Linked DNA regions of Mus musculus: regions 1 and 2 are each linked to region 3. A link is a loop called in an ENCODE intact Hi-C map of the cell type or tissue named here. Cell type or tissue: gastrocnemius. All regions are shown on one strand. Links, peaks and the distances in the headings refer to the core of each region. The heading gives the core; the rest is flanking DNA. Region 1 overlaps B4galt5 (UDP-Gal:betaGlcNAc beta 1,4-galactosyltransferase, polypeptide 5). Region 2 overlaps Rnf114 (ring finger protein 114). Region 3 holds the start of Slc9a8 (solute carrier family 9 (sodium/hydrogen exchanger), member 8).

Region 1 (5,000 bases), core at 1-5,000, 74 kb after region 3:
CTTAGAATCCCAAACCCTGTGTCACTGCAAGACTCAACTCTCTTGAGATTTCATTAGTGACTTTAGAAGTGTTTGAGAGAACAGATCCATTGCTATTCAAAGTCTGTTGGCAAAGAATAGGACCAGCAGTGCTGGGATGTGGCTGGGTGGTAGAGTGGTACCTAGCATTGTGCAAGGTTCTGGGTTTGATTCCTGACACAAACCAGAAAAGGGGGTGGAGGGGAGTGGTAAAGAGGAGACATCTTATAGTTCACATCCCTTCACTTACAGTTAACTATTTGACTGTTTCATTTATCCTGCCTTTAAAAAAGACATGTATTTTATGTGTGTGTCTGTTGTGTATGCATGTGTATCTGTGTGCCACATGCATTCAATGCAGAGGACATTGGAGCCTCTGGAACTGGAGTTACACATAGTTAGGAGCCACCCTGTTGGTGATAGGACCCGAACCTGGTTCTTCCGCAAGAACAGCAAGTGTTTTTCTTTGCTGAGCCATCTTGCCAGCCTCTTCCATGCCTTTCTTGTTAACAAACTTAATTTCTCAAATGTCTAGCTTCCTATTGTGCTGTGGTAAATCTTTCCCAAAGGTTAAAGAAGTTTAGAGAATGTAAGGGTTTATGTTCCTTAGGACATAAAAACCTTATTTGAGATTGTTATAAAAATGAGTTTAAACTGTGTATCATGATCATGGTACACACCTCTAATCCTAGCATTTGGGAGTCAGAAACAAGAGGATCTCAATGAGTTTGAGGCCAGCCTGGTCTACACAGTGAGTTCCAGGACAGCTAAGGCTACATAGACCCTGTTTCAAAAAGTTAAAAAAAAGCCGGGCAGTGGTGGCGCACATAGACCCTGTTTCAAAAAGTTAAAAAAAGCCGGGCAGTGGTGGCGCACGCCTTTAATCCCAGCACTTGGGAGGCAGAGGCAGGTGGATTTCTGAGTTCGAGGGCAGCCTGGTCTACAGAGTGAGTTCCAGGACAGCCAGGGCTACACAGAGAAACCCTGTCTCGGGAAAAAAAAAATACTAGAGGGTTGGAGAGATGGCTTATCAGTTAAGAACACTGGTTGTTTCAGAGGACCTGACTTCAATTCCCAGCAGATACATGGCAGCTTACAACCACCTGTAACTTTGATTCCAGGAGACCCATTGCCCTCCTCTGGCCTCTGCACTAGGTATGCACTTGCATGGTGCACAGACAAGCATGCATGCAAAACACCCATACACATTAAATTTTTAATTAAATTTTTTTTTTGAGACAGGTTCTCTATGTAGGACAGGCTAGTCCCAGAACTAGTAGCAACAAAAAATAATTTCATGGTTGGGGTCACCACAGCATGAAGAACTGTATTAAAAGGTCGCAGCATTGGGAAGATTGAGAACCACTGTGCTAGAGGAATGCAAGCCCTCTTCTGGTAGTGTCAGGTACCTCCACATGTGTGGCACACGCATACACCCAGACAGACATCTGCTCACAAATTTCAGCATTAAGTTATCATCTAGCATGAGTGAGGTCCTGGCTGCAATTCCTGTTGGGGGCGGAGGTGAGGGTTGAAAAAGAAGGGGAAGGGGAGAAGTCTTGCTGAGCTACCTTTCCTTGAAGTCCTTCCTTCTCCACAGCCTGAGGAATGTTTGTTTCTTATCACTGACCTGCCGGCATTGGCATGCCCTCTTCCTTTCTAGAGAAAACTTTGATCTTATTTATGACCCTCTGACTAGAGGAATTTCAGACCTCAGAGCGCTTCCAGCCTGACCAGGTCTCTTAAAGGAGAATAGACCAATAGTAGACGCAGGTGCTGGTGGGAAAACATCCTAATAATTTTATGGCCCTTCATTTGACAAGCTATGTAGAGAGCGGCTGCAGACCTCTGCTGATCTTACAACAGGATCTCTGAGAGTGGTGCTGCCTGTGGTTAAGGCTAACAGTGAGCTCTCTACTGAAAGTTTACTATTTGGAGTTCTGCTGTTGCCCTTTCGGCCGGGTTTTTTTCTCTGCTTCTTTCACTGCTGAAGAAAGGAAGTGGGGATGGTTTTCCCGGTTTGGTGCACTTAGTCCCAAGGAAGGGCTGATTTGTGGCGAGTGAAAGACAAGAAAGAGCCTGTTGTTCAGATCCCTCCTGATTTGACCAGATAACTTTGAGGAAGTCATTTGGTTTCCCTTATTTGTGTGTGTGTGTGTGTGTGTGTGTGTGTGTGTGTGTGTATGGAAATGTAATTTGAAAGGGGGTGGGGAGGAAAGGTGTCAAGGGCTGGAGAGATGGTTCAGTGGTTAAGAGCCCTGGCTTCTCTTCCAGAGGTCCTGAGTTCAATTCCCAACAACCACATGGTGGCTCACAGCCATCTGTAATGGGATCCTATGCCCCCTTCTGGCATGCAAGTGTACATGCAGACAGAGCACTCATACATAGAATCAACAAATCTTTAAAAACAACTGTGAAATCAAGGCAGGATTTCACTCACTCTGTAGCCTAAACAGGCTTTGAACTTTGAATTGTTCTGCCAGTGCCCTTTGAGTCTATGGGCGAGTCCTGTGTGTTAAAAGACAATTATATCTCAATCAAGATAATGAATGATTTAGTATATGGAGTGCTAGTAGTTTGTTAATATTCTAAAGAAGTACTGGACTGAAGATTATAGAGAAAGTACACTTGCTACATAACCAAATAGATGTTTTTCTGATAAATACTGGACTGTTCAGATTCCCTTACATACGTCACGGCAGGAAAACCCTTTGTTGTTTCTGCCTTAAAAATGCCTTCTGAATGTCTCCATGTCCTTACTATATGAATTTTCTGGAGGAAATACAGATTGGGGAATCTGATTGCTTTGGGAAATGAAAAACCTCCTGCTAAGACACTTTCTTTCCCCTTCAGTGTTCTTTTCTGTCTCAGGTTCACAAATGTTGTTCTGTTGAGACATGGTCTCATGTAGCCCAGGCTAGCCTCAAACTCTCCGTGTGGTCAAGCATGAACTGAACAGAATTCTGGTCTTTCTTCCTTCACCTCTCAAGTTCTAGACATGTCTTTGAATAGTGCCCTCCCTCCCTTCCTCTGAGGAACGTGTATAGAGGGCAGGCTGACTTGCAGAAAGAAAAGTACCGCTGCTGTCAGGGCTCCGACTAGGTTTTCTGTCCTCTGGAGAGTTCTTGCTGTCAAGGAGAGGCCTGAGGTTTGGGGTTGAGCTGGTCTTTGGCCGTGAGAACAGGTGCTCCTCCTCCCAGACTTTAAGGTCCATAGAGCTGAGATCATGACAGCCAGGAAGGAGAGCCCCTTTGCCATGTCTTCTAGAGTTCTTTGAGAGAGTGACAACCCAAAGCCACAATCGCCAAGACACTATGGACTCACCAAGACACCACCAACTCACTAGGACACTGCTGACTCGCCTGGTCCCTTTGCTTGGGTTTTTGTGACCGTAACGGGAGGGCTGCTGTGGTCTGTCGGGGAAAATCAGGAGTTCCCTGAAGCTGGGTAGATAAGGGCTAATCAGAAGCCAGCAGGGTGGGTGTGAGCAGAGAGGAGGCCTCCAGTCATCCCATCCAGAGCTACCCGGGAAGTCAGAGTCATTGTCCAGGTCCCAGGACCCACCTCTGACTTTACTTAGTATTTTGTAGACCACCGAGACAAAGGGAATTAAAAAAGTGGTTCAGCAAGTTGGCATTTGCTTGTCTTGTCTGGTTCCCAGATGCTGTCAGTTCTGACTACAGCTTTCACTTCAAAGGGGGCGTATCAGCCAGACTGAGCCATTCACTTGCCCAGAGTTAAGAATTGTGATGGCTCAAGGGCACATGCGGCAGACGAATGGCACGATTAGTTGGAAGAAACACATAGAAAGGGAAGACAGTGTGTCCTGGAGGGCTAAGTCAGCGTCACCAGCAGACCCAGCATAGGGAGGTGGAGAGGCCTCACTCATTTAGTCAGCAGGTTGTCTGGTGGCATCCTTCTTGTGTACTGTCAGCTGGGGGATAGCCTGGAAGTGAGGGCAGAGCATTTCTACCCCTGTGGTCCCTCCTAGGGGAAGGTTTTGTGCTTCTATTCTGATAGGGGATGAGGGTCACCCTTCACATTTTACTATGCAGAGGAGTCTTGCTTTTTCCAGCCCCTCATCTAAGGTCTCAGCCGCAAACAGGGCCCTCTAGCCTGGGCTTCCAGTCTGCAGAGTGGCAGTGAAGAGCATGCCTTTTGACTCTGGGACTTTTTATACAGTGCTTTTGTTCGAGGAGCGTTCATGTGGGATCCTCCCATGAATTCAATTTCCCCAAGCATGAGCAGCACCTTAAATTATTCAGAGAGCTGTCCCTTCTCGAATTCCCCTCTTTCCCCCTTTCCCTTTGTTACCTTGAGTGAGCAGTTGGTTGCCCTGGGGGGTATTGTTCCTCCTCTGGTGACACAGACACTGCCTGTGGAAGGAGCCTGGACATTGTTCCCAGGTGCCTTAGTTACCTGCATCAATTAAGAATAGCTCTTTGAGGTAGGGAGCGACCTCATTATGGAGATGAGCTGTACAGGTGGCGTTGGAGTAGCCGAGGTTGTGAGTGTGGAGTGGTGAACAAGCAAGCAGAGAACTGGGCTGTAAATTAATCTCTGTATGTTACTGGACACAATTCTTTGTTACTTTAATAAAAGTCAAACACATTCTAATAAATAGCAGTATGGAGGACTATTCTTTTTCACCCTCCAGGTGTTCCAAACACTATAATTTATAGGCTTTTAAACATATTACTTAATTCTGTGTCTAGTAAGTGGAAACTTTGAAAGATGAGAAAAGAGAAAATGTATTTTCACCTCATAAAACTGCTGATTGTGAGGGCTCTTCCATTTGTTTGTTTGTTTTTTCCCTGAAACAAATATGTAGATCAGGCTGCCCTTGAACTCAAAGATTCTCTTGCTTCTCCCATGTGCTTAAGCTAAAGGTGTTTGCCACCGTGCTGGACCTAGAATCTATGTTTTAAAAAATGACTTTGGAGGCGGTTTAGTGTAGCTCAAGCTGGCCTCAGGTTTGTTGT
Region 2 (10,296 bases), core at 2,261-7,260, 95 kb before region 3:
AGCTCTGCCCAGGAGGCCTGTGCAACACCTGCAGGGTGTGTTTAGCTTTACCCAGGATGGAATAGTTGTTCATTTATTTATAGTAGTTCATTTCAACTCTAGAATTTTTTTTAAGGTTTATTTATTTTATATATGAGTACTCTGTTTTCATGCACACAAGAAGAGGACATCAGATCCCATTACACATTACAGATGGTTGTGAATGGAACTCAGGACTGGAGGAGCAGCCAGTGCTCTTAACTGAGCCATCTCTCCAGCCTCACCCTAGGCATTTTTATCAAGCCTACTCAAAGCCAAATATGGCCATGCACAATAGACGTTGAGACAGGAGGATCCTGGGTTGAAGGCCAGCCTGGGATAAAGGGGTTAGGGAGAGTGGGAAATGGAACGTTAGAGCCTGAGACCTGGGTTTGGTCTCCAGGAATCAAACTGAAGCCAAGGTGGGTGTAGAGACCTAAGTCTGTCATTCCCACCCTCGGGAGTCACGGGCAGCACAGGGAGGTCACAATCATTCTCTGACCAGAGTTGGCCACGAGGTCACGTGGATTCCAGGAGGAGCCTTTGGGTCGAGTCAGTTATGGAGAGAGGGTCTGTGGCACTTGAGGGTGGCTGATGAGATTGGAGGATTCTGAGATACAGGTGACATGGGAGAAAGATCTTCTGCTCAGAAGCTAAAGTTCTATTAGGGAATGACAAAAAGTTTAAGTGGATGTTCAGTTTAATTCCTCGCCAACAAGAGCAGATGCCGGAACACAACTGTGATGCACTGGGGGACTGTCTAGCTGGAGGCTGGCAAGTCTGGCTGTGATGTGCAGCAGTCAGTTGAAGACCACGGATACATGGCTGCTACTCAGACTAAGGGTAGAGTGGTGCAGGGGTGGGTGAGAAAGGGCATGGCAGAAAGGCAGGCTGGCCCCTTGTTATGTGTACAGGACTCCAGACCTCCAGACCTAGTCTCTCCTGGACATGGGTGATGTTCAGCTTCTATCACTCAGGAGGTTGACATCAGTAGACTGCTGAGAATTAGGGGCAGCCCGGACTGCAAGGTGAAACACACAGCAAACAAAACCCACAAGAGCAATAATACACATGACTGATTTCCTCCCTCATTACCACAGAGCTCAACCCCCACAACTCTACTTACCTGGCCTTTAGGAGCCAACCACGGGGTCGCTGCCTGCCTCTCTTCATAGTGCATCTTCCACCTGACCCAGCGAGACCACTCCAGGTGCCAGACAGCATTGACCACTTCAGTGGTTGCCTCCTAGTCTTCTCCATATGTCCAAGGAGCCTCACTTGGGTCTAAGCTGGCCCGTGTCCATCAGAATCCTTTCTGTTCTCAGCCAATGGAGCCTCCAACCTGCTTTCTACCCATGCCCAGTCTCCTCCACTGACCCCCATAGTCCTGCTCCCTCCATCCTCATAGCCACAGTGCCTCATGGGGTAAGCATGCTGTCACCTTACGCCTCTGGACTCAGCTCTGAATTTAGGTCTCAGCTCAAATTTTGGAGACAGTCTTACTATGTAGTCCTGCTGGCCTCAAACTCACATCCATGTGCTTGTCTCTGCAAGCAGAGGATTAAGGGTGTATGTCACTGTGCCTAGGCATACGTTACTTTTAGACCTGTTCTAGTATTACAAGGGATTTACTTCCAGTGTCAGACTTACAACTGGAGTCCAGGACTCAACTGAAATGCAAATCTCCCTTGGAGATCTTGGAATGAACAGGCCATTTTCGGACATCTGGACTAGGTATTTCTTCTCGTCCTCTCCAGGATGGAATAAACAGAACAGCTCATTCTAACATGTCCTCAGTCAGGGCTGAGACAGGAACTGCTGAGATCTCTGGGCTTTATTCAGGTCCCTGTGGGACCAAGATGGAAACCAATTCCCGGAGGCTAGCCCCTCAGAACACCCCAGGCAGCATCCAGTACAGGGTTCTGTACACCCCTTCAGATGGTTCATTAGGTGTCAGCAACTGACACAATGCACACATGCACAGCCTGAAGTCTGAGTTACACTCGAGTCACTGCAGCTGCGAGAGCCTGGCCTGCTATTGTGAATTCCCCTATTTTAAGGGGGGATGGGGACATAGGGACATGGGCAGATGGACAGACTTCTGCTCAGTTTTCAGAGAAGCCAGGTGCTTGAGGCTCAGTTGCTCTCAGAATTGACCAGAAGCCAGGTTGACTCAGGGACAGACAAGAGTGTTCCCTTGGAGTAACAACCTTCTAGAGGCTGCTGGGCCCACACTTCAGAAAAAGCTGTTTAAATGAAAACATTGCAGCTTACTGGTTGGATAAATTATGAAATTTATTTATATTTCACTTTCTATAAGACAGAACATAACCACACTTTCTGGAAAGTCATATTAGAAACAGCGAGTGTGATGAAGGACAAGAGGTCCCTGCTGCACTGTGGCACACCTGTGCCTTTCCCAGTTGCTCGGGGCAGGTCTTGTTGAACCTCCCTCCACACATCTCCTGAGCAAACCTTTCCAGAGGGTACAGTGAAGAAGCAGTAACGTTGGGAAAATGATCCTGTCCGACTCTGCTGGCATCTGGGCTGGCTTGGCCCTGGCAGGCAGAGGCACCACTGTGGAGGCGTGGTGCCACAAGTACAATGTTACATGCAGTCTCAGATGGACCAGAGCCCCATGACCAGAAAGAAGACTCACTCCCAAGCCCCAGGCCTGGTAGAGGGTCTGTCCTGTGGAACTGACTGGAGGTGCTCTTCCTTGTGCTCTGTAACATGACTGCATTTCCAGCTGTTATAGCTGCTGCTCAAGAAAGCCTCAGCAGACCGCCTCCCTCGACTGTGCAGGGGCCTAACTTTAACTTCCCAGGTATGACCCTGGCTTTACCACTGCCTCCACAACAAAAGGCAGGGTTTAAAACATACTTGCACAAGGAGGCAGCAATACTGCTCAGGCTCATCAAGTTACCAAGCAGCACCCAGCAGTCGGTGCCTCCCTCCAACACTCTTCAGAGCAAGAATGTCAGCATATACTCAATAAGAGGGGCACACGACCCAGCCACCTGAGAACACTCATCAGCATCAAAGTAAACCAAAAAGCCACACACCCTACACCTTCTCCCTACTTACACATGAACACACCCCATCTTTGCTACCCAACATTTCCACTACAATTCTATGGTGATACCTTATCCTAAAAAGGCACCATCAGGCATTTAAGCCCTCAGGTGTACAGATGTGCAGGTGTAGGGAAACAGCAGTAACCAAAACTTCCCCCATCAGACTGCGATGTCACCCAGGAGGAGAGGAGCAGAGCCCTGGCCCAGTAAACTGCAGAACCAAGGCACCTCAGGGCCAAGGAAAGGAGTCCCTGCTTTATTGTGCTATTCACAGCCCAGGGAAGGTCCTGGCTGGCTAGAAGGACCTGAGAGATGAACACTGGGCAACAGGATGAATGCGATTAAGATCCTGTAGGAGAAGAAGCTGGGCTCTTCTTAAAGCAGGCAGTAGCTGAGGTGTGGTGAAAGCAGACCATGGGACAAACAAGGTCACCAGTGGGGAAGACAATGCTGGCAAGAGCCCAGAGGAAACAGGGCTCTCTCTGCCCTAGGGCCCCATCACCCTTGAAGAAGTGACCCTGTCTGGTGCCATGGCTCAATTCCAGATCTGCATTACATGTGAGGTGCAAGAGTCAAGGGCTCACACCTAATGCACAATGGAAGCTCTAGAGTGAGGTGGACAGCCAGGACCCGATTCATTGGTCAATGATGGAGCGCTGCAACACCTGGTTTATCATGTCATCTTCATCAACATCGTAATCCTGAGGGCAGAGAAGACAGACAGCAGCCTGAGTACCTGCTCACACCCAGAAGAGTCACTTCAAAAGAGCCTCCCAAGAGTGTCTAGAGAGGGCTGCTGAGGACCCCAGGACCCTGTCTAGTTGTTGTGGAACTGGGAAAATGACTTCATCTCTCTGTGTCTTTGCTGTCTCATCATTAAATAATAGTAACAGTTTGGTGCTGAAGAGACAGCTCAGCAGTTAGGAGTCAGGTTCACTTCCTATCACCCATGGTAGATCATAACCATCTAACTCCAGTCCCAGGGAATCCAACACCTGACCTCTGGCAGGCTCTGGACACATGTGGTATACAAACATATATTCAGGAAAACACCCATAAAAATAAAATAAAATTAATTAATTAAATCTAAGCCGGGCGTGGTGGCGCACGCCTTTAATCCCAGCACTCGGGAGGCAGAGGCAGGCAGATTTCTGAGTTCGAGGCCAGCCTGGTCTACAGAATGAGTTCCAGGACAGCCAGGGCTACACAGAGAAACCCTGTCTCAAAAAACCAAAAAGAGATTAATTAAATCTAAAAATTAGGAAGTAGCCATTCCTGGGGCTGCAGAGATTACTGTGGTGGTAAAGTGCGTACTGTGTCAAGCATAAGAACCTGAGTCTAGATCCCCACCGCCATTGTAAGAAGAGGGTATCGGGTGCACGCCTGAGATCTCAGTGCTCTCCACTGGAGACACGGACCACAGAGGCTCGCCCCACTAGCCAGTCTAGGTGGAGATACCCGTAAGACATCTGATGTTGATACCTAGCTCTGTCCATGCATGCAGATTGCATCCCAAGTGTGCGGATGCTCACACTACCAAAACAAAATTCCTTCCTCAATGGAAAGTGAATGGTCCAGAAAATAGTACACACATCTTGCCCAGACAAAATACTCAAATGCTGAATTCAGCTCATCAACTGCAGAAACAGACAAACACATCTCAACTGAGATGCTGCTTCTAAGAGGCTTCAGTGCCCCAAAACCAAGCAAGGCTTTTGAAAGTGAAGAGTCCAGTGGACGTGACAGTCACACACTCACCTTCAGTGAGGCAAAACTCTGAGTGGTTTTAGCAAAGACATTACCTCTGCAGTTAGTGAAAGGTCAGTCTTGGAGAATAAATGTTTGTTTTCTCCGCTCTGAAACAAGTCTCTAGCCTGGGCTGGTCTTGAGTTCTTGATCCTCCTGCCCCCACTTCCCAAGTGCTGGGAGAACAAAAGTGTGCCCACAAGCTGAGGTGTGACTTTCTTTTAAAAAGACTTTTTTGGTCGGGCAGTGGTGGCGCACACCTTTCATCTCAGAACTTGGGAGGCAGAGACAGGCGGATTTCTGAGTTCGAGGCCAGCCTGGTCTATAGAGTGAGTTCCAGGACAGCCAGGGCTACACAGAGAAACCCATATATAATGTATTTATTTGCCTGTGTGTGTGGAGCAGAGAATGTCATGTGTGCAGTGTCTGTAGAATCCAGAAGAGGGTGCTAGATCTCCAGAGATAGAGATTCAAGTGTGCTGGGAGTTGAACTTGGGTCCTCTGCACTATGTGCCCCTCACTCCCGCTGTTCTCTAGCTTGACCCTGGTTTGTGTTACTGTCTTTACACTCCTGGGGATAGAACCCAGCATGTCTTGCACGGGGGCTAAGCCACACTTGTACTTCCAGGCAGCAACCATCAGCTGGAGCTGCACACCCAGTCAGCCCGTAAAGCCCCTCAAGAGCCATTTCCATCCACTGCCTCATCTTCATGGGCAGCTGACTGGAGTGGAATCCAACTAAGTTCTCCAAAGGGGAAAATCACACACAGCACAAGTGGGCAAAACCAGGAGGCAGAGGAACGAGAAGAGGAAGAAGCCTCACAGCTAGAAACTGCCAGGGCGTCTGAAGTCTCACTCTGGTACCCACTCGCCCAAAGAGAGACACGTGCAGCTTCCCTCTGGCACAGAGAGCTCCTCAATCCAGAACAGGGCCCCAGGGAACCCCCTTCCAGAAACCTGAGCAGTAGTGCTGTCCATGGGGTGGTGCTGACTCACCACAAAAGTGTCGTAGGAAAAGCGGTGACGGCGTTGGATATGCTCCATGAAGTTGGCACTGCGGTAGCTGGGGTCTCCCCAGGGCATCGAGGCACAGATGGGACAAACCTGTCAGGAGGAAGCAAGGTACTGCCATCTGATGCCTGAGCTGACTCTCCATGACCTCTGCTCAGCCCCTTTCCTGATAGGACAGCTTTACTGACAAGCCCAGGTACAGTGCGTGGTCACTCTACTCCATAAACATGAAGCAACCCAGAAAACGACACGTGGGAATGGGTACAGGCTTGTATGAAGGTAAAATCCAGCTGGACACAATGATAACAAAGTAAAGGACAGATGACAGGGATGAGGCCAAAAGTGTACACACAAAACCCAATCTGAACAGGCGTGGGGCAGAGTGCATGTCTGTAACCTCAGCACCAAGGAGGCAGAGGAAGGAGGCAGAAATTCAAGGCTAGCCTGGCTACAGGAGTGATTTGAGGACAATGACAGAGCACAGGCTGCCCTGGCTCACAAGAGTGAAGCAGCACTTGGGCAGCCCAGGTGGTACAGCTCCTGACTCCCCTTTTTGATTCCCTGCTCTGCTCAGTTTGCTGGACTGCTGTGGCCACATGAGTTCTGGGCCTTTTAGAAGTCATCTTTCATGGTGAAACCTGAAGACGCTCCTGTGCTGGAGCTGCGAGCCTAGCTAGACAAGGACGAAGCAGCACCTGCCACTTCTGACTGGCCTAGGAATGAGGCACCCAGTTTCGAACACAGCTGGAGTGTGAACTACCTATACCAGTTCTGACAGCACCCACACTTATCCTGACAGCGTCTGGGCTGTACATGGCTTAATGCTGGTAAAAGAGGGAAGACCCCAGGTTCAACGCCCGAGCAACAAGAACATGAAAAGAGACCATCTGCAGCTGTGTGCAGTGGCTTGGGCCTGTGTTCATGATCCTGGCTTGGGAGGTGAAGCGGAAGGACCAGATTCAAACCCACCTGTGACACGTGATGAATCTGAGGCCAGCCTTGCCTACACAAGACTCTGAGTTTGTTGGTTTTGTCTAAGTGATTTTTAAAGAAAAATTTAAGATATCCACTGAAATATTCAGAGGGAAAAGGTAACAGTATCTGTTAGCTCTTCCTAAATGGCTCATCAAAAAAAAAAAAAAAATCATACACATATATAACACAGTTAAGCAATTTGGGCAAAATGTTACGTTAGGTGAAGGGTACAACTTCACTGTACAGCCTGGTCATTTTCTGTAAGTATGACTTTTTACCTAGTCAAAGAAAAAAAAGCCAATTCTTACCACAGACTTGGTATCGGTGCTGTGAGTGAGTTTGCAGTGCTCCACGAGTCCTTCCTGATCAAAGTTCTTCTCGGGACAGTAAGGACAAGGAAAGGTGTATCGGTTTGGGATGTTTCTGGGAAGTGAGAAAAGAGCACCCTGAGATCTTTCCACAGTCTCAAACTGCACCCCAAAGAAGCAGGAACTGAGTGCTTGCAAATCAGACGCACTGACATGAACAACCCCCACTCCAAAACCTGTCACCCTTAGCCAGCTCCAGTGACACCTCCAATTCTCCAAATCCAAACACCTAAACCCTCCAACAACACACACATCCCACGTCTTTCTGGGGAGTAGGTCGGTACCTCGGCTGAAGGGATGCATCCTTGGTGGTGGCCTTTACACCTTCCATGATGTAATTCTGGTATTTGGAACATGACGTCACATGGGCCCGGATCTTAGATAGGATGAACTTGAATAGAAAGAGCAGGACCCATATTTAGTGAGACGTTCATAAGATGTGATCCCAGACCAAGGGCAAGAAAACTAGACCCATACACTGGGTTGAGCAATGCAACCACTCCTGACTGTGCTAGCAGACAGGAGCCAGGCTGCTGTTTATTTACCTACATCTGCTCCACTGTGGGGTCACCCTCCCCACCATCTGCTCTCTGCTTACTGACATTTCCTGTGTGCTATTTTTAAAAGTACGCCACACTCTTATCTATTTTGTGCATGTGTATGTGACTTGCCTGTGTGGAAGCCAAGGACACCTCAAGCTGTTGTCCTTACTTTTCTACCTTGTCTGAGACAAGAACTTTCACTAGCAGGTAAGCCAGGCCACACGCTTCTACTACAGCACCGTCCTACCCATGGGTTCTGAGCTCAGGGCTCAGGTCCTCAGGATCAGGCAGTAAGCACTACTGCCTGCAAAGCCATCTTGGTGGCCCTACACTCACATTTGAATTTGTCTCTTACTTGGGCATGGTGGCACATGTCTGTAAACTCAAGGACTCTGGAAGGGTAAGGCAGGAGGACCACCAAGAGTTTCAAGCTAACCTAACCTACACAGAAACTGAAGAGTGTGAACTACCATAGTCTGCCTCCAGCTGCACTTTTGCTGTTTGGAAACAGGGTCCTGATTTATTACCCAAACTGGCCTGAAGAAATCCTCTTGTCTCAACCTCCTCAGTAGAGACTACAGGTACACACTAACACTTGGCCGGGAGCTCTTACAGAATTATATGTGTGTGTGTGTGGGGGGGGGGGGGCTTTGATTAGGATATAAAGTGAGTAAATCAATAGTGGGGAAAGAGAAAAAAATACACAAAACGAAGAAAGTAGTAGGGAGATAGTTTTTTGTTTTGTTTTGTTTTGTTTTTCAAGACAGGGTTTCTCTGTGTAGCCCTGGCTGTCCTGGAACTCACTCTGTAGACCAGGCTGGCCTCGAACTCAGAAATCCACCTGCCTCTGCCTCCCGAGTGCTGGGATTAAAGGCCTGCGCCACCACGCCTGGCTGAGGAGGGAGATCTTATGGGGCTGTGCCTACCATACAACTACCACTTTTTACTGTTTTGTGACAGGGTGTCATATAGCCAGGCTGGCTCTGAACCTTTGTCTCCTTGCCTCCACCTCCCCAGTGCTGGATCACTGGCATGCACCAGTAGCCTTGGGAATGGAGAACACAGAGAGCGTCCATGAAAAAAGACAAAGATGGAGGCCAGCTTGTTAAGATTTGAAATGAAAAACAGTGAGAGAGGAAGGATCCAATCCCAGAGTGCAGGCACAGAAGCCGGCCCAGGGCGTGGACTCAGCTATCCACTTAGGAGCCTCAACTTAAATGTGGGAACAAACCTGTACAAACTTCCCAGTCTTACTGTGTCCCCAATATTAAACCCTCTGAAAGGATGAAGGGAGAGAGAGAGATCCATTTTACAGCCATCTACCTTATGATACTTAGGAGAATTCAAGAGTCCAAAGACATTCCCACACTTACTGCGCCTGGGGCCAGCTGAGGGCACAGAGACCCTGACTAGAGAATAAAAAGTGGGGCTGGAGAGTTGACCCAGCAAATATGAGCACTAGCTGCTCTTCCAGAGGACCCTGGTTCAATTCCCAGCACCCACATGGCAGCTCACTACTGTCTGTAGTTAGTTACAAACTCAGGATCTGACACCTTCATACAGACATACATGCAGGCAAACCACTAATGCACATAAAAATAAATAAATCGTAAAAATATAAAAATAAATAAAAGAGGCAGGGGAGGACAAGAAACCTGCCAGGCATCATCACTAACATTTGTAATCCAGCACTATAGAGGTAGAGGCAGGATGATCAGTTTAAAGCCAGTCTTGATGATAAGAGACCCTATTGTTTGTTTTTTGGGATTTTGTTGTTGTTGTAGCACCAGGTTGGGTGTTGTGGCCCAGGCCTTCGATCTCAGCACTTGGGAGGTCTAGGCAGGTGGATCTCCTTGGGTCCTGGTATCTGGTTCCAGGACAATCAGGACCACACAGAGAAACTCTGTCTCAAAACAACAAAAAACCCCAAACAAACCTGGCAGGGATAAGCACTGAGTTTCAGCTGTGGTGACTCATGCCTGTGATTGCAGCACTTGGAAGCAGAGGCAGGTGCAACTCTGGGCCAGTCTGGTCTACAGTAGAACCTTTCTGAACACAATTAAAACTAAAACAAAATAACAAAGACACACAGTATAAATTCAAGTATAAAAAAAGAATAAAGAGCTGGCCGTGGTGGCGCACGCCTTTGATCCCAGCACTTGGGAGGCAGAGACAGGCGGATTTCTGAGTTCGAGGCCAGCCTGGTCTACAGAGTGAGTTCCAAGACAGCCAGGCTACACAGAGAAACCCTGTCTCGAAAAACAAAACAAAACAAAAAAAGAAGAAAGAGGGCTGGAGAGATGGCTCAGTGGTTAAGAACACGGACTGCTCTTCCAGAGGTCCTGAGTCCAACTCCCAGTAATCACATGGGGGCTCACAACCATCTGTAATGGGATCCAATGCCCTCTTCTGGTGTGTCTGAAGACAGCTACAGTGCACTCATGTAAGAGGAAGAACACAGTAAGTGGCAGGTGCACCTTGCTGTGTGTGGAAACACTTGCCTAAAGGTAGAAAGTGCAGAGCAACTTTCTAAGTGGGAAGCTACCCTCCCCCACAGCC
Region 3 (10,296 bases), core at 2,970-7,969:
ACATTGCTCTCTGGAACTGCTAGGCCTGACGTCAGACCCCTGTGGGCTTATTCACCTAGGACGAGGAGGCTGAAGAAAATGGTCATGCCGCTCGACTGCTCCTCCTGCTGGGCCTGCTCTCCCGTCTGCACCGGAAGGATAGGCTTGGCAGGTGTCGGCAGCACCAGCTTCGTGGTGACACCCAAGGTGGTGTGAAGGGTGAAGTTGAAGGTCTCATGGGTTGTGTTGGAGAACCTGTTGGGAGATAGATATACATGCGGCATTCAGATAAAGAAAAGGGCCAAGGAAACAAAACATACACCCTGAACTGTGAGAAAACCCTGATGGTGCAAACAGCAGACAGGCCTTGAAGAGGGAGGAACTCCTGCCTACAAAGCACACCAGAGACTTCTATTATCTTAAACTACAGTCATCCACCCAGAGGTCAGGAAGAGAGGAGAGGGGTCAGGGCTATAGAGAAAGAGTTACAAAAGGCTAAGGCCAGGGATGCAGCTCAGCTGGTATTGCCTGCAGGAAGCCCTGAGTTTGATCTTCAGTACTGTATAAACCAGCTGTGTGGTCCAGGCCTATAGTCCCAGCACAGAGGAGGAAAAGGAGAAGGATCAAGAGTTCGAGGGCATTTTCAGCTACAATACCAGCTTGAGCTACATGTTAGCATAGGCGAACAAAAATGTAAAGCCTGGGGTTACGGAACAGTTGGCTAGGCAACAGGATCATAAGTTCAAAGCTGGCAGGGGCTAGCGAGCTCAAGGCCAGCCCAGGTCTCACTAACTTAGTGAGAGACCCTGTCTCAACTATAAAGTAAAAGGGGTGGGCACAGCGGCACATGCCTTAATCAATGCCAACAAGTTTTCGGCCTATCAAGGAAGCATTCCAGGCCAACCAGAACTGCACAGTGAAACCCTGTCTTATGTAAATGAGTAGAGCACCTGCCCGGCATGCAGCAGACTCTAGATCACCTGCAATCCCTTTCTCCCCACCCAAAACAACAGAAAACAAAGGCAGGCAGGTGTGGGTGTGGTGGTACATGTCTTTAACCCCAGTACTCAAAAAACAGAGGCAGATCTCTTTGAGCTGGAGGCCAGCAGAGCAAGTTCCAGGATAGTCAGATCTACACAGAGAAACCTTGTCTGGGGTTGGGGGGAGGAGGATGCTCTCTGCCCCTTGAACTTAACGAGGGTAGCAGGGTATGTTAATCCATGCCTGTAATCTCTGCACTTGGGAGACAGATGCAGGAAAGCTAAGAGTTCAAGACCAAGGTCACCCTGGCCTACATACTGATACTCAGTGAGGACCAGTTTTATGGGCTACATGAACCTGTCTCAAAAAGAAAAACACAAACAGACTTCTAGGGTGGAACTGGAGTCTCCCTACACCCCAGTTTCAGTATTATTTACTTTCCTAGTCTACAATCTCCTTGAATTTTGGGTGCAGTGTGTGTGTTTGACTAAACTAGGGATTGACCTCAGGAATGGTGGGCAAGATTCCAGCCTTTAACTGACCAAGTCAGCTGAATCTGCCCCGTTTTTCTCCCTAGAATGCCCTAACCTACCCTACCAAACCCTTCTGGAATCTCAAATGGCTCAAGTTTCCTGCTCTGGAACATCCCACTCTATGCAAGGCTTCCGCCTGTGCTCTTAAGGTTAGGTCTGTAAACTAATGTAGTAGTGATGGAATTGTGACCACTGAGCACTGCCTCATTCCAGGACCCCATAAACTGATCAAGCTTCAAGCCCACATCTCAAAGCATTTGGCTCTGTATTACCTCTTTTATCTTGTCCTGCTGAGACTATGTGAATGTCTGGGACAGTACAGCTACACAACAAGATCTAATGACTTTCGCTCCTCAGTGGCCGAAGAGCTACCTGAAATGCTCTTAGTTAAAGTTCGGTATCAATTAAGGGGTTCCTTGTTAATTTTCTGGGGCTCATTTCAAAGAGAGAATTTGTAACACACAACAGTGTCCTGCCAAGCATGAAGATGGACTCGGGCCTTTTTAACACGTCATCTTCCCCATCTCTCCTCTAAGATTTCAAGCTGCGGGTCACGAGACGTCTTTCTCCCACCTAGGGTGGGCTCCTCTTCCCTCATGCTACCCAATTTCCATCCAAGCATCTGGCAAGGTCCAAAAACACCCAGTCCACACAAAAGTCTCCCACTAAAGCCTCGTGGCGGCTCCCTGCGGGCGGCTCCTGACGCCCAGGGCCGAGAAAAACGGTCAACTAGCAGTCAATGAATCAAAGAAACCTGCTGGGGGCAGACAAGAACAATGAAGGTTGCTGATGGTTACGGGGGATGCCAGGGGCTGCTCGTGGCAACGGGAGAACTTCCTGGATCAGGAGGAGGAGAGCCAGGGAACCCTGAGATAACCGGAAACCGGGAGCAGGAAGGACGTTCGCGGCTTCCGCCAGGCCTGCGCGTGGTCAGCAATGTCGGACCTCCGGGAGGCCTCAGGGCCCATGTTCTCATCCCGCCCCCCGCCAACCCTGGCTAGGTGGGCCCGCGCCACTCCACCCGGGCGCTCCAGGCCCGCTGTCGCCCGCCGGCCCGGCCCTGCCGCCTCCGCTACCCGAAGCCGCGCACTCACTCCTCCTCCGCCATCTTCTCCCCTATCCTGCGAGCTTCCGAGACTACAGAGTTCGGCGCCGCAGGGCTAGCGGGGCCGGCGGCTGCTTCCGGTTTCCGCTGCGGGCAGGGGCGGGGCTTGGCCTCCCAGGGCGACCCTCTGCGCTGTCCTCTCTGTGGCCTGGGAGTGGGACGACCTCTGGGGCTTTCTGTGGGCTTTTTCCGGCCAGGCTGTGTGACGATCTGGCCTTGGGACATCCGGACTTTTTTTTTTTTTTTTTTTTCCGGTCCCCGGGCGGGAAAGATTTGGAGGAAACTTTTGAGATCTGGGTGACTCAGCTGTGAGCCAAGCCGTCCGCCCCGCGTGAGAATCCCAGGGCTCAGAATGGGGGAAAGTGGTTTCTCTGGGCGTCCGGGCCGGCTGTGCGGAGCGGAGGGAGTCCGCAGGCGCGTTCCGAGGCGGCCTCAGTTTCCCCTGCTGTGGGGAGAGTAGACAGAGGGTCTTTGAAACGCTAGACAGTGTACTTACTCCGATTATAAAAGTTGAGAGCTAGCAAGGCAGAGGTTGGACATTCCCCATTGGTTTATTGGTTGGTGTGGTAGATGTGAAAATGAGATCCAGGACAACTTGAGGGGTTTCATTCTCGCCTTCCTCCGTGTTGGTCCTCGGCATTGAACTCTGGTAATACGGGTTGGCGGCACCGCCTTTACTCATTGAACTATCCCAACAAATTTTTCTTAACCTTTGTGTGTGCGGGGGTGGGTGGGGTACATTAGGAGGTCCCAGGTTATCAGATGTCTTCCTTACTCACGCTCCACCTTAGTTATGAGACAGTGAACCTGAAACTAGGGACGCGACATAGTGGCTAGCCAACAACTCCCAGGGATCCTCCTTCTCAGTCTCCCTGTCCCTATGGTTACAGATGCCAACAGCTATCCCTGGCTTCTGTGTGGATGTTGGGAATACCAACTGAGGTCCTCGTGCTTGCGTAGCAAGCGCATTGCCCACTGGGCTTTCAACACCGAAGATAACTTGAACTGTCTAGTCTGTATTGCTTAAAACTGGCCTGGTACTGCTGAGGTCTTTATGGGACCTTCTGGGTGTTCTCCTTCAGGGCCCCTTCCACCCTAGGTAGTTCCCCCCCCCCCCCCCACTTAATAACGCTTAACAGATATGTCACTTTCCCAAAGAACGATCCTTCTGTCTCATCCTCTTGAGCAGTTGGGACTGGAGGGTGAGAGACACCCCTCCCCACCCCCATTCAGGCATCTGTCTACTTCTGTACAGGGGTGGAACCTAGGGCAACACATATGGCAGGCAGGTGGTCTTCCATTCAGCTAACATGCCCAAGTTCTCTGTAGAGACCTACTGTATGCTGAGATGTACCTTGTGGGGTTCAGACTATACAAAGGAACTAGGAAAGCCAGGTATAAGGCAAGATAAAATTAAACGAACAAGGGAAGCCTCACACATTAGCTGAGAACAAAAATTCCAGCACAATTAATGTGTGCCAAGAAGGCTGCCCACGTAAAAAAATTTTCATATATGGATATTAAAACTAAGACTGCTGAGATGATTCTGGGTAACAGCTCATGCCACCAGCCGAATGACCTTAGCTTAGTTTCTGTGACACACATGGTGAGAGAGAACTGACCCTTGCAAATTCTCCACACATGGATATGACATGCACACACACTGCTGGATTCTTTGTCAACTTGACAAAAGCTAGAATCATGGAGAGAGAGAGACCATCAATGGAGGAAATGTCTCCATAAGATTCTGCTGTAGGGCATTTTCTTAATTAGTGATTTTTGGAGAATGGCCCAGCCCATTGTGGGTGGGGCCATCCCTGGGCTGGTGGACCTCAGTTCCATAAGAAAGCAGTTTGAGCAGACCAGTAAGCAGCACCCTTCCATGGCCTCTGCTTCAGCTCCTGCCTCCAGGTTCCTGCCCTGCTTGGGTTCCTGTCCTGACTTCCTTTGATGATGGACCGTGCTGTGGAAGTTTATGGCCAAATAAATCATTTTCTCCCCAAGTTGTTTGATCATGGTGTTTCCTTGAAGCAGTAGAAATCCCAAGACACACATCCCAAATAAATGGAATTTTTAAAAACAAAGAACTTGAGAAGGCTTGAACCGGCTGAGTGGTGGCATGTACCTTTAATCCCAGTACTCTGGAGGCAGAGACAGATGGATCTCCTGGGTTTGAGGCCAGCCTGGTTTACAGAATAAGTTCCAGAGCCAGCTGGGACTACATAAAAGACCCTGTCTCAAAGGGTGGTAATAGTAAACAAAGGGCTAGAGAGATGGCTCAGTGGATAAGAACCCTGGTCTCTCTTCCAGAGGTCCTGGCTTCAAGTACCAGCACCACCTGGTGGCTCGCAATGAGCTGTTCCAGGGGATTTGGTACCACCTACTGGCCATTGCAGGTACTGCATGTACATACTGCATAAATATATGTACATACAGGCAAAACACCCATACATATCAATAGAAAAATTTTAAAAATAGTATACTGGGGCCTGCATGTGGTGGTCAGAGGACACTTGTGGAGTCATTTCTATCCTACCTCTGGGTTCTAGGTCCTGAACTCAGGTCTTCAGGCTTGGCTTATGAAGTAGATAGGCTATTCCACCTGCTGTGGAGCCCGTCTCTGCACCTCCCAGCAGTAAGATGTCCTCTTTTTTTTTTTTTTTAAAGATTTATTTATTATATGTAAGTACACTGTAGCTGTCTTCAGACACACCAGAAGAGGGCATCAGATCTCATTACGGATGGTTGTGAGCCACCATGTGGTTGCTGGGATTTGAACTCAGGACCTTCAGAAGAGCAGTCAGTACTCTTAACCGCTGAGCCATCTCTCCAGCCCCAGTAAAGTGTTCTTAAGGCCTGAGCACAGACAGATTACTGAGAGCATGACCTCGCTCCCCACTCACACATTTCCTGGGACTTTCCCAAAAAGACAGATTTCTGTTAGAGAAAGCACCCAAGTTTCCCGTGCAGCCCCTGGGAAAGAGAGTTTCATCTCCTCGGCTACAGTCCCACCATCCTTGGCACATCAGGGCCCAACCACCCAAGAAATTCCTTAGCCGCACTGTGAGCCCTGCCTTCAGAAGTCAGGGGCAGCAGGTAGCTGGGGTTTCTAAAAGCAGCCCAGCTCTCTTAAGCTCACAGCCAAGTGTTCACAGGTGTTTTACCCTTTCCTGGTGCCTCTCTTAAAGAAAACTTCTAAGGGACCAGTGAGTTGGCTCAGGAGGTAAAGGGGCCAATGCCAAGCCCTACGGAACAGAACTAACTCCTGAAAGCTGCTCTGTGGCCTGCACATGTGTGTATGCATACACCAAAGTGTCAAACACAAAACACAGGAAAACGACCTCGTCATACTCATCTTGAATTTTTTTTTCTGTGGCCAGGCCAAAAGTCCTGGGCCTAGGCTGGTAGTGCTTGTGGGTTAAATGGGCCTGCCACCAAGACTGAGGGGCTAAGCTTCACCTGGGACCACATGGTGGGGAAAAAAAAAAAACCAACAACTTTGTTCTTCAGTCACCATATATGTGCCTTGTGGTGGCATGTATGCCTCCCACACACAGTAAATAAATGTCCTGTTCCTTTCGAATCTTGGGACTGAGCATATAGTTCGGTTGGCAGAGTGCTTGCTCAAGTACATGAAAGTTTAAGCCCTAGTCCTGGGGAGACTGAGCTAAAAGGACCAGAGGGTCAAAGGTCATCATCCCCGGCTGTTTAGTGAGATTGAGGCCAGCCTGGGCTACATCAGAGGCCAGCCTGGGCTACATCAGAGGTCAGCCTTGTCTCGAAAGCAGAAAAGAAAAAGAATTCTTCCTGGATTTACCTGAGAGGAAGTCTCTGGAAAGAACTAAGGCTGCAGACTGCAGGGGGCAGTATAGAGCTGTCTCCAGCCACACCGCAGGGTCACCAATAGTGTGAGAGCCCATACCTGCTTGTAATCCAATCTGGCCAATCTGGCCAATCTGGCCAGACTCTGTCAAAAGGGAGAGGGGAAGCACGAGTATTGGGCTTCTGGATCTGCCATTCAGAAGGCATTGCAAGTTCAAGGTCATCCTGCTGTGACTGGCCAGTTCCAGGCCCACCATGATTGTGCATCCAAATCTCTCGTCCCCAAAAGTCAGACAAGGGCTTCAGATCCTCTGAAACGGGAGTTCCCGGTGGGTGTGAGCCACTGTGCCGGTGCTGGGAATGGGACCCATGTCCTCTGCAAGAGCGACAAGCGCTCCTAACAGCTGAGCCTTCTTTCCAGCCCCTCAGGAAAAATGCCAATAAGTTCACCCGGGCCGTGTTGGGAAGTGGAGGAAAGGGTTGGGGAGATGGCTTGGCAGTATAAGGTGCTTTTCAGCCTGAGCTAGGTCCATCGGAGTCATGTAAAGATGGAAGAAAGTCCTCTGACTTCCACATGCACGGAGTCACACACACACACACACACACACACACACACACACAGAGAACTATAAATAAACATTTAAAACTAAGTCAGCCAGGGGTGGTGGCACAAGCCTTTAATCCCAGCACTTGAGAAGCAGAGGCAGGTGGAGCTCTGTGAGTTCCAGGCCAGCCTGATCTACAGAGTGAGTTGCAGGACAGAGCCAGGGCTACACAGAGAAACCTAGTCTCAAAAAATACAGTAAATAAAATAAAATAAAATAGTTCATGGGAGGGTTTCCTTTGGAAGAGAATCGGCTTGGCTGCTTAAGGGTGGTTGGGCAGTTGATTGGCCTAGGGTGGAAGCCCCTGAACCAGGAGGCCTGTGCTTTGACCCACACTGAGCTGATGGCAGGTGGACAAAGATAATGTGGCAGAGGTGGCAAGAGGTGGCCTCCTGGTGCAGACAGAAGTCTGAGTTGGGCCTGGTGGCAGAAACAGGCTTTCACCTGCCAAGGCTTAGGGCTGTTAACAAAAGACACAATAAAAAGAGTGCTTCAGATCTGCCCGCTTGACTCTGAGCTCTTCCTATAGGTGTGATACTGTTGTTTCCTTAATTCCTTATCAGTCATGCCAGCAGATACCAGTATGTCCAAAAGACACAGAGAAGCCAAGATGTCACACAGCAAGCCACTGTCGTGACTGGGATTTAGGTGCAGCCTGGTGTGGACAGTAACTGCTCATGGCTGCCTTGTTTGTCTGCCTCTACACTGGGGCCAAGACCTTCCTTTCATTGGCAGCCCTATGCTCAGTGAGATGTAGCCTTGGCTCTGAGAGGAATAGCCTGGGGCTCTGGCTGGTCACACTGGTTAAGAGCCCCATAGCTCAGATTCTCAGAGAGCTGCCCCTCTAACCCACCCACTGGCCTGCTAAACCAATGCTGAGCTGGGGTTCTGTGAAGGTCATTGGCCTCCCGGTCACACCCCTGCTAGGCCTGGTGCCAACCTCAGCCAACCTTCGGGCTGCTACAGACCTGCCCTCTGGCCTGTGGGAAAGTCCTAGGCTCTTCTCACCTATTCCTGGGTTATTGCCCCAGGAAGGCAAATAGAGTCTTTGAACTTGAGCATGTGTCGTACCAGGCAGAGAGGTCACTGTCAGAAGAGCACAGGCAGCAGAGGCGCCAGGATGCCCGGTCCAGCACCGCTGGAGCTCCAGCCTGCAGCTGCTCTGACAGCACCCCTCCCTAGAAGGCCGTCTGGCTGCAGGGCAAGCTCTGGCCCTGTTCTCTCTTGGTCTTTCCCCTCCTTGTCTGTAAACTTTTTGTTGTCTCAGTTGAAATGCCACCCGGTGGGAGCCCTCCCCTGTTTACTCAGGCTGCATGGCTGTGTCTAAGGAGCCGACAGGAAATATGGTGGGGTTTGGAGCCTGGGCCCCGTGGGGTATAACCCCCACGTCACAGTAGGCGAATGCCTGAGGGTCAACTGCCTTAGGATGAGACCTTTTACATGGTGAAAGGCTTGCGCTGTGGGCTACAACTCTGAGGTTGAGCTCTCAGCCAGCCTCTTGAGGTCTTAGGCTCCATTCATTCCCTGGTAGCAGGGAAAAAAAATCTATCACAAGATTTAGTGGTAGACATCGTTCACCCCAGTACCTGGTGGGCAGAGACAGGCAGATCCTCGAGTTCCAGGCCGGCCTGATCTACATGGCAAGTTCAAAGCCCATCAGGACTGTGTGGTATCATATATTTTATACACACACACACAGACATACATATGCACACACATACATATAAATACACACACATATGCACACACATACATATGCACACACATACACATACATATACACACACAGACACATACACAGACACACACAGACACACACACAGACACACACACACACAGACACACACACACACAGACACACACACACACAGACACACACACAAACACAGACACACACACACTACCAATACTTTGGGCTGTTTGGATGACTCAATACTAAGGTGCCAAGGTCGCCAAGCCTGAGGGCCTGATTTCAATCCCAGAGACACATAGTGAAGAGCAAGAACTACTCTCTCAAGACGTCTTCATGTGGTTGCTGGGAATTGAACTCAGGACCTCCAGAAGAATAGATTGTGCCCTTAACCTCTGAGCCATCTCTCTAGACCCTGAAAAAAATTTTTGTTTTGTTCTGTTTTGTTTTGTTTTTCGAGACAGGGTTTCTCTGTGTAGCCCTGGCTGTCCTGGAACTCACTTTGTAGACCAGGCTGGCCTCAAACTCAGAAATCCGCCTGCCTCTGCCTCCCGAGTGCTGGGATTAAAGACATGTGCCAACCCTGCCTGGCATAAATAAATCTTTAAAAAAATTTTTTTTCATGTCATCTTACTAGGTTGAAATGTGGAGTTTTGAGGACACCTGAAATTCCAAACCTGGGGCACAGTCATTCGTACCTGGCTTTAGAATAAACTATCTCCTTTTCCTTTTGAGGTGAGAACTGTGTTTCCCTGTTGTCACTCCAACCCCATTTCTTTTTGTCTCGGTTCTTCTGTTGTTGTTGTTTTATCATAACATTTTCTTGATGGTCTGGAAGGCTGGGATCGCAGGTGTGGTGGCTTGAATGGCCCCACAGGCTCATATATTTGAATGTTTCATCATCAGTGAGTAGACAATTTGAGAGGGATTAGGAGGCGTGGCCTTGTTGGAGGAGGCGTGGCCATGTTGGAGGAGGTATGGCTTTATTGGAGGACATATGACTTGGTTTGAGGAGGTGTGGCCTGGCTGGAGGGGGTGTGTCACTAGTGGAGGGGGCGGGGTCTTCAGGTTTCAAAAGCCCATGCCAGGCCCAGTGTCTTTCTCTCTGCCTATGGATCAGAATGTAGCTCTCAGCTACTTCTCCAACACCATGCCTGCTATGCCCACTGCTGTGCTGATAATAGACTAAGCCTCTGAAACTGTAAACAATCCCCCAATTAAATGCTTTCTCTTATAAGAGTTGCCTTGGTCATGGTGTCTTCACAGTGCCGAAGACAATAGGTGTGCTTGTCATTGGGTCCTAAGGACTTGTACATGTCTCTGAGGACTTTTTGTGATCAAACATCTCTTCCCCCTTCGGTTGCTCTCTTCCTTCCATCCGTGTCTCCTTCCTTTCTGAGTTTCTGTCTCTATGGTCCAAGCTTCCTGAGGAAGAACGTCTCCATCTTCTGCCTTTGTTCATCCATTGCTTGCTTGGACAGTGCTGCACTGCTCAGTCACACCTCAGTCCTTGTAGCAACCTGAGGAAGGCCGTCAGTCCGCTTAGCCCATTGCACAGGTGTAGAGACCTGAAATCGTGTT

What was found. Peaks named below come from ENCODE experiments on the same cell type or tissue, not always from the same donor. Only the 100,000 strongest peaks of a DNase experiment are listed, where the experiment ranks them.
Region 1: a loop joins it to region 3, with 2.4 times the contacts of the local background. A loop is called at or near these places in 23 of 42 quality-filtered maps.
Region 2: it touches region 3 in a loop (3-fold over the local background); 3 of 42 quality-filtered maps call a loop at or near these places.

The regions. Positions count from the first base shown.
Region 1 is chr2:167,342,406-167,347,405 of GRCm38, reverse strand. All of the region lies in intron 1 of B4galt5 (UDP-Gal:betaGlcNAc beta 1,4-galactosyltransferase, polypeptide 5), which reads left to right. Among named protein-coding and RNA genes, the nearest start is that of B4galt5, 4.3 kb to the left of the region's middle. In gastrocnemius, for the core only: a CTCF peak has its summit at 2,371 (motif pointing left); no DNase peak of the experiment used is centred there; H3K27ac peaks cover 118 bases.
Region 2 is chr2:167,508,166-167,518,461 of GRCm38, reverse strand. Rnf114 (ring finger protein 114) reads right to left here. Exons shown (of 6, transcript NM_001360930.1): 3 at 7,480-7,586; 4 at 7,136-7,250; 5 at 5,838-5,945; 6 at 2,289-3,796. The coding sequence ends at 3,731. Among named protein-coding and RNA genes, the nearest start is that of Rnf114, 9.9 kb to the right of the region's middle. In gastrocnemius, for the core only: a CTCF peak has its summit at 5,274 (motif pointing right); a DNase peak (open chromatin) is centred at 5,886; H3K4me3 peaks cover 337 bases; H3K27ac peaks cover 3,306 bases.
Region 3 is chr2:167,414,057-167,424,352 of GRCm38, reverse strand. It overlaps Slc9a8 (solute carrier family 9 (sodium/hydrogen exchanger), member 8), which reads right to left and starts at 2,643. Exons shown (of 17, transcript NM_148929.3): 1 at 2,588-2,643; 2 at 56-234. The coding sequence starts at 2,601. In gastrocnemius, for the core only: CTCF peaks have their summits at 4,966 (motif pointing left) and 6,453 (motif pointing right); DNase peaks (open chromatin) are centred at 3,356, 4,981, 6,476 and 7,934; H3K4me3 peaks cover 770 bases; H3K27ac peaks cover 797 bases.